2 separate regions of the Homo sapiens genome follow, and region 2 is linked to region 1. A link is a contact called in ENCODE Hi-C or POLR2A ChIA-PET data. All regions are on one chromosome and are shown on one strand. The core of a region is the stretch at or near the end of the contact, and the rest is flanking DNA. Distances in the headings are between cores, read along the strand shown.

Evidence for each region. A loop is a pair of places that touch in the nucleus more often than their neighbours do. ChIA-PET counts read pairs that join two places held with the same protein, here RNA polymerase II (POLR2A). Pooled maps may share reads with other maps.
Region 2: a loop to region 1 is called in a pooled map, with 7 times the contacts of the local background. The contact joins the promoter of SEC22B here to the promoter of PHGDH in region 1. A Hi-C loop is called at or near these places in 1 of 37 single-sample maps with no recorded cell type and 4 of 50 pooled maps. POLR2A ChIA-PET finds 5 or more read pairs at or near these places in 4 of 52 experiments (HEK293T, WTC11 and naive thymus-derived CD8-positive, alpha-beta T cell).

Annotation. Positions count from the first base shown.
Region 1 is chr1:119,710,377-119,713,183 of GRCh38, reverse strand. It overlaps PHGDH (phosphoglycerate dehydrogenase), which reads right to left and starts at 1,250. Exons shown (of 12, transcript NM_006623.4): 1 at 1,024-1,250. The coding sequence starts at 1,161. It overlaps LOC105378937 (a long non-coding RNA gene), which reads left to right and starts at 1,338. Exons shown (of 3, transcript XR_947757.4): 1 at 1,338-1,450. RefSeq lists a silencer at 598-697 and enhancers at 838-927, 978-1,257, 1,398-1,447, 929-1,458.
Region 2 is chr1:120,175,080-120,177,886 of GRCh38, reverse strand. SEC22B (SEC22 homolog B, vesicle trafficking protein) reads left to right here and starts at 1,367. Exons shown (of 5, transcript NM_004892.6): 1 at 1,367-1,580. The coding sequence starts at 1,506. RefSeq lists enhancers at 1,206-1,335, 1,114-1,679, 1,376-1,745, 1,680-2,245.

The DNA.
Region 1 (2,807 bases), core at 1-2,500:
ATATACTGGATCAGGTGAGGTAGAGACTGGGCAGCTGGGTCGACTACAGAGGTCGAAAGTGCAGGCACTGGAGTGAAGAGTTCACAAAATAAATATTCCGGACAAGGCCACCAGGCCCAGCAGGCCTTTTCAAACACGGTGGATAAAGATTTGAAGTAGATTAATTATATATCACAACAAAAGGAGATAAAAATTTGCTAAGACTATAAATCATCTGGGAGCGTTTGGGATCGGATTCTAGTCGAGTCTGGTCACTCCCAACCAGCGATAAACCAAAGGTGGGGAGGAGGCTAAATCTGGACCCCAGCGCTCCCCGCCCGCCTCCCTTTCCTCCGAAGGCTCCCAGGAGGCAGAGGGGCGGCGAAAGCACGGAGCAGTCTTGCATCAGACGAGGGGCGGGTACGTGTTTGCTGCCTTACGAGGGCTGCCTTCCCCTCCAGCTGCCCCAGCAGCCACCAGACTGGTTGGGTCTCCGCCAGCTTCCCCCCGCCCCCCGACCCCCCCAACCCCGCCACCGCCAAGGCAGGCTAGAATCGGCGGGGCGGCCCAGAACTTGGTTGGGAAGAATCGCCAGTCCCTGGGTTCCCCGCAAAGAAGCCACTTTGGGGCCCCTCTCCCGATCGCCCCGCGCGGAGGCGGTTGGGGGTTGGGGGAGAGGCGGCGCGAGGCTGCCAGAACAATTGCGCGCTAAGGCGCTGGGGCGCCGCGCTGGCATCCCGCGCTGGCATCCGCGAGCAGCCTGCAGGACCAGTTGGAGCAGCCCGCACTTTGCAATGCTAGCGGAGGCATGCCAACGTGAAAGACGCGGTTGCAAACTAAAAGAAAAGTTTGCATCTCGCCGCCGTTTGTTCTTCCCTCTTTCTGCCTCCTCCCGCCCCCGTTCTTCTCTACCCCCCAATCTCAGGAGGCCCCGGAACTAATTGATACGGGGTGCATGCGAGGGGGGCGCGCTGGCCTGGGCGCAGCCAGCCTTTTTCCATGGAGGTTGCCCTAGAGACCTCAATTTTCTCTCTCTCGCCTTACCTGCAGCTCCGCTATCAGCTCCTCTTTGCTAAGGTTCTGCTTTTCCACCACCTGCAGCCCTCCATCTTGCAAGATCTTCCGGCAGCAAGGGTCCAGGCTGTCACTGATGAGCACTTTCCGCAGATTTGCAAAAGCCATTGCTGGAGTTGGCCTCGGAATCGGCCGCTGTGAGTAGAAGTACCTAAGCCAAGAAGCTGCGGTTCGGCCTGGCGCGCTAGAGTAACTGGGCAGTATTCTCCAGCTCCCGCTCCCCAGTCATCTCCTCCTCCTCCTCCTCTTACAGTCTCCTTTTGATTGGACGGAAATACTCAAACTCTCCGCGACTCCGCCTCCTCCTCGCGGCTCTGAGGTTGCCAAATCCCTGCCCGCTTTATTATCCTCCCGCGATGAATTTCTCCATCTCAGCCAAAGCTCTTACCTACACCTGGTGAGCATATAAAAAGCACAATTTACGCTGACTAGCTGATGCATATCTGAAATGAACGGAGAAATACACCTCATCCTGAGAGAAAAACTTCATTTTCACTTTTCCTCCTAAGGATTCATTTATTAATTCCTTACGAAATTTTTTTTGAGTGGGTAAATGTGCAAGGCACTGTGCTAGACGTTGAAGGGAATTCGACTATCAAAAAGAAAATGTCCAACAATGATAGACTGGATTAAGAAAATATGGCACATATACACCATGGAATACTATGCAGCCATAAAAAATGATGAGTTCATGTCCTTTGTAGGGACATGGATGAAATTGGAAATCATCATTCTCAGTAAACTATCGCAAGAACAAAAAACCAAACACCGCATATTCTCACTCATAGGTGGGAATTGAACAATGAGAACACATGGACACAGGAAGGGGAACATCACACTCTGGGGACTGTTGTGGGGTGGGGGGAGGGGGGGAGGGATAGCATTAGGAGATATACCTAATGCTAAATGACGAGTTAATGGGTGCAGCACACCAGCATGGCACATGTATACATATGTAACTAACCTGCGCATTGTGCACATGTACCCTAAAACTTAAAGTATAAAAAAAAAAAAGATACATCCTCTTTCCTCTGGTGGCCTAACATCCTAGAGTACCAAACACACAGACTTGGAAAGTTACGTAGTGAAAAGCAATAGGAAGCTTTCTGAGACACCAAGGAGCTGTGATTAATTTCAAATTAGTGATGCAATGAGAATTATGAGTTTATAAAAGAGCGGGGACCTGGTGCATTTAAACTAGGCATACTTTGTTAAAGTTATTTATTTCCTTTCCCTCCACTTCCTCTCTAATTATGAAAAAGAAGAAAAGGAAAACGGGATGTCAGTGTGGTTTAATTGACCAAGGAGGCACTTCTCAGCTCTTAACTCTTTTATATTTAAACCCCATAACCGACGTGCTCTCTCATGCCCCATTTTACAGAAATGTCAGAAAATTCAATTTGGGATTAAAGTCACCTAGAATCAGAAGCAGAATCAGAGATGCTCATAGTTGAATTAGAATTCAGCTTTATGGACATATCCAGTCCAACTAACCATTGTGTGTTATGTCATCCTGAGCTATTCATAACTCAAGTGCTAGATCCTTATCCTACAGAACTATGCAATATCAATTCTATAAAGTAATGAAAATTCTATACAGATAATTCCTGGGCACAAATCAGATTTTTAGACACAATGTCCTCAGTGGGTAAAAAAAAAAATTGTCTATCATGTTTGCTTGTTCGGATGAATTGTTATTCCTACATTCCAAGACTCATGAGTATTCAAATTCTCTGTCTCTCTTGAAGTGCCCA
Region 2 (2,807 bases), core at 118-2,617, 460 kb before region 1:
GGTTTTCTTCTAATCCTGAAGGCCAATATAAAAGGTAACAAAAGCCTGAGCTCTTTAATTAATGGGTACAAGTTAAGACAGAATCACATCAGGATTTGAAGTTGAACCTGAGCTCAAATCCTGTTCCCATCACTGCTAGCTCTCTGAGGCTTTCCTCTCAACTACAAAGTGGAGATATAATACTAAACAAGCTTACTGGGTTGCTTAACTAATATCTAGAACATACTTAACAGTGTTTCTATTAATGCGAGAACTAACTGTAAGCACTTAGTAAAGAGTAGTCATTATTAAGCAATGATAAATAAAAGCATTTGTATAATTCTTTTTTTAGCTTTTGAAAGCCTTGCACCTAGATTTTCTCATCTAATATTCATTAAAACCCTGAAAGGCCGATCATATCCCCACTTTAGAGATGGGGACACCAAAAAACAAAGAGATGGGAACACCTAGATATATCAGAGATCCTAGTTTTTATTTTATTTATTTATTTATTTATTTTTTTTTTTTGAGACAGAGTGTCGCTCTGTTGCCCAAGCTGGAGTACAGTGACGCAACCTCGGTTCACTGCAAGCTCCGCCTCCCGGGTTCACGCCATTCTGCCTCAGCCTCCCGAGTGAGTAGCTGGGACCACAGGCGTCCGCCACCGCGCCCGGCTAATTTTTTTGTGTTTTTTTAGTAGAGACGGGGTTTCACCATGTTAGCCAGGATGGTCTCGATCTCCTGACCTCGTGATCCGCCCGCCTCGGCCTCCCATAGTGCTTGGATTACAGGCGTGAGCCACCGCGCCCGGCCTGATCCTAGCTTTTTGTAGGTGACTGACCTAGGTGGTACAAGATGTCCTGTACTTGTTCATTTATTCACACATACAACACATATTTATTGACTTCTTACCATAAACTGTTTAAGGAGCCTGGTGGGGATACCGCATAAACAAACAAGCAAAAATAGACAAAAATCTTTGTCTAGAAATATATAAATATAGAACATTTTATAGAATATATGACATAGAAAACAGAAAAAAATAAATATGAAAATAGCCTAATTTTCAGGGTTTTCCTTTTTTTACATACCCTTCATGGTTAACGGTTAGTGGTTAATGGGGATTACCCATTAACTCCCACCCTCCTTCCCAGCTCTCTCCCAAGACTTAGTTTCAGGAACTAGAAAATTCTGATTCAGCTTGGGTGCAATGGCCGCTCAAAGGGCGAGGCTTATTCGAAGCCTCAAATTCAGAAAACCCAGCCAGACCTTGGAAGTTAAGAAGGTGGAAGGCAGATCGCGGAACCAGTGTTCTGATAGTTGTGGTTCTCTGAGGGAAGCCAATTCTGGGGACCGGTAGTGGAAAGCTCTTGCGCTGTTTCCGGCCACCTCAGCGGGAAGCGGAGACGCAAGCAGCTGGATCTCCGGTAACTGAGACATAGGGTATAACTGTTGTCGCGGCGGAGGAAGTGAGGACGGCGCCAAGGGCCTTCCGGGCCAGTGTTGGATCCCTGTAGTTTGTGAAGATGGTGTTGCTAACAATGATCGCCCGAGTGGCGGACGGGCTCCCGCTGGCCGCCTCGATGCAGGAGGACGAACAGGTGAGCTGCTTACTCACGACCCGCGACCCCAAGTCTCTGTCAGCGCGCTTTGCCCTCAGCATCGGATTCCTTCCTAGGACCGGGAGACCTTTGTGACTTCCCGGGCACTCCCGACCTCTCTGAAGTGCGCTTTTATCTTTTGGTGTAGGAGAGACTACCGGCGAAGAGGAAATCTTTCCTGAAGGAGGAGTTAAGTTTTTTGTGTTAGCTGTTTCTCTTTAGAAAAACGCTCTGGAGAAGTGGTAGCTTTGGTTGATTGTGATCACCCAGTGTTCTTTGACTCTTTAGGGACTTTGTTAAAATTCAGGATTTCTAATTTTCTGCTGCTAATAGGACTGCTGATGGATAAATCCTGGGAAAAAATCAGCCAAGTTCTTCAAGTCTATAACGTGGCACCTGATCCTTGACCTAGCTTGCTGACATCTTTTGAAAGTGGGTGAGGTAATATTGCCACATAAAAGCACCTGTTAAATTTCAGTACATCACATTCTTTCAGGATTATCCCCAGTTCCCACCTTCTCCAATACGCCGTACCACATTCCTGCAATACATTGTAACTTATTTTTTTCTTTGTCTTTCAATAACTTGAGTTTCCTAGCGGGCAAACGACGGGTCTTAATCATCTCTTTGTTATCCATACCTTTTACAATAGCTGCTTTATGCTAGTAGGTGCTCAAAAGTATACTGAATTGATTAAAAACAGCACTAACTCCAGATGTCTTAAAAGAAAGATGTTTTGTGTTTTAGAAACACAGTGGAAATTTCTGAAGTAAGACAAGTTTCTGGAGCAAGCTTGGGAGGTTCTGAAGACAAAGCTGAGAATGGAATTTATATAATTTGTTTAAAGTGATCAATTTTATTTTACTTTTCCATACAGTCTAAGTAAAACCTTGAGCCTTAAAAAAAGATGAGATATTGAAAAAATAGTTTGCACATTTCTTCTGTTGGACTTTTCATTCATATATTAATGCAAAAAATTTTTACTGAGCACATCAAATGTGCCAGGCATAGTGTTAATGCAGGGAGTTAGAGTACACAGTCTCTACCTTTGTGGAGCTTACAGTCTAGTGGAAAAATCAGATAACCAACAAACTATTAAAATGTAGTTTAACTGCTAAGGAGAAGGAAGAGGGTTTTGTGCTTGAACATGGAAAATATATCTAAGTTGGTTTTAGGAAATCAGGAAAGTCTTCCCAGAAGGTATGACACTAAGGTAACAGTAGGATC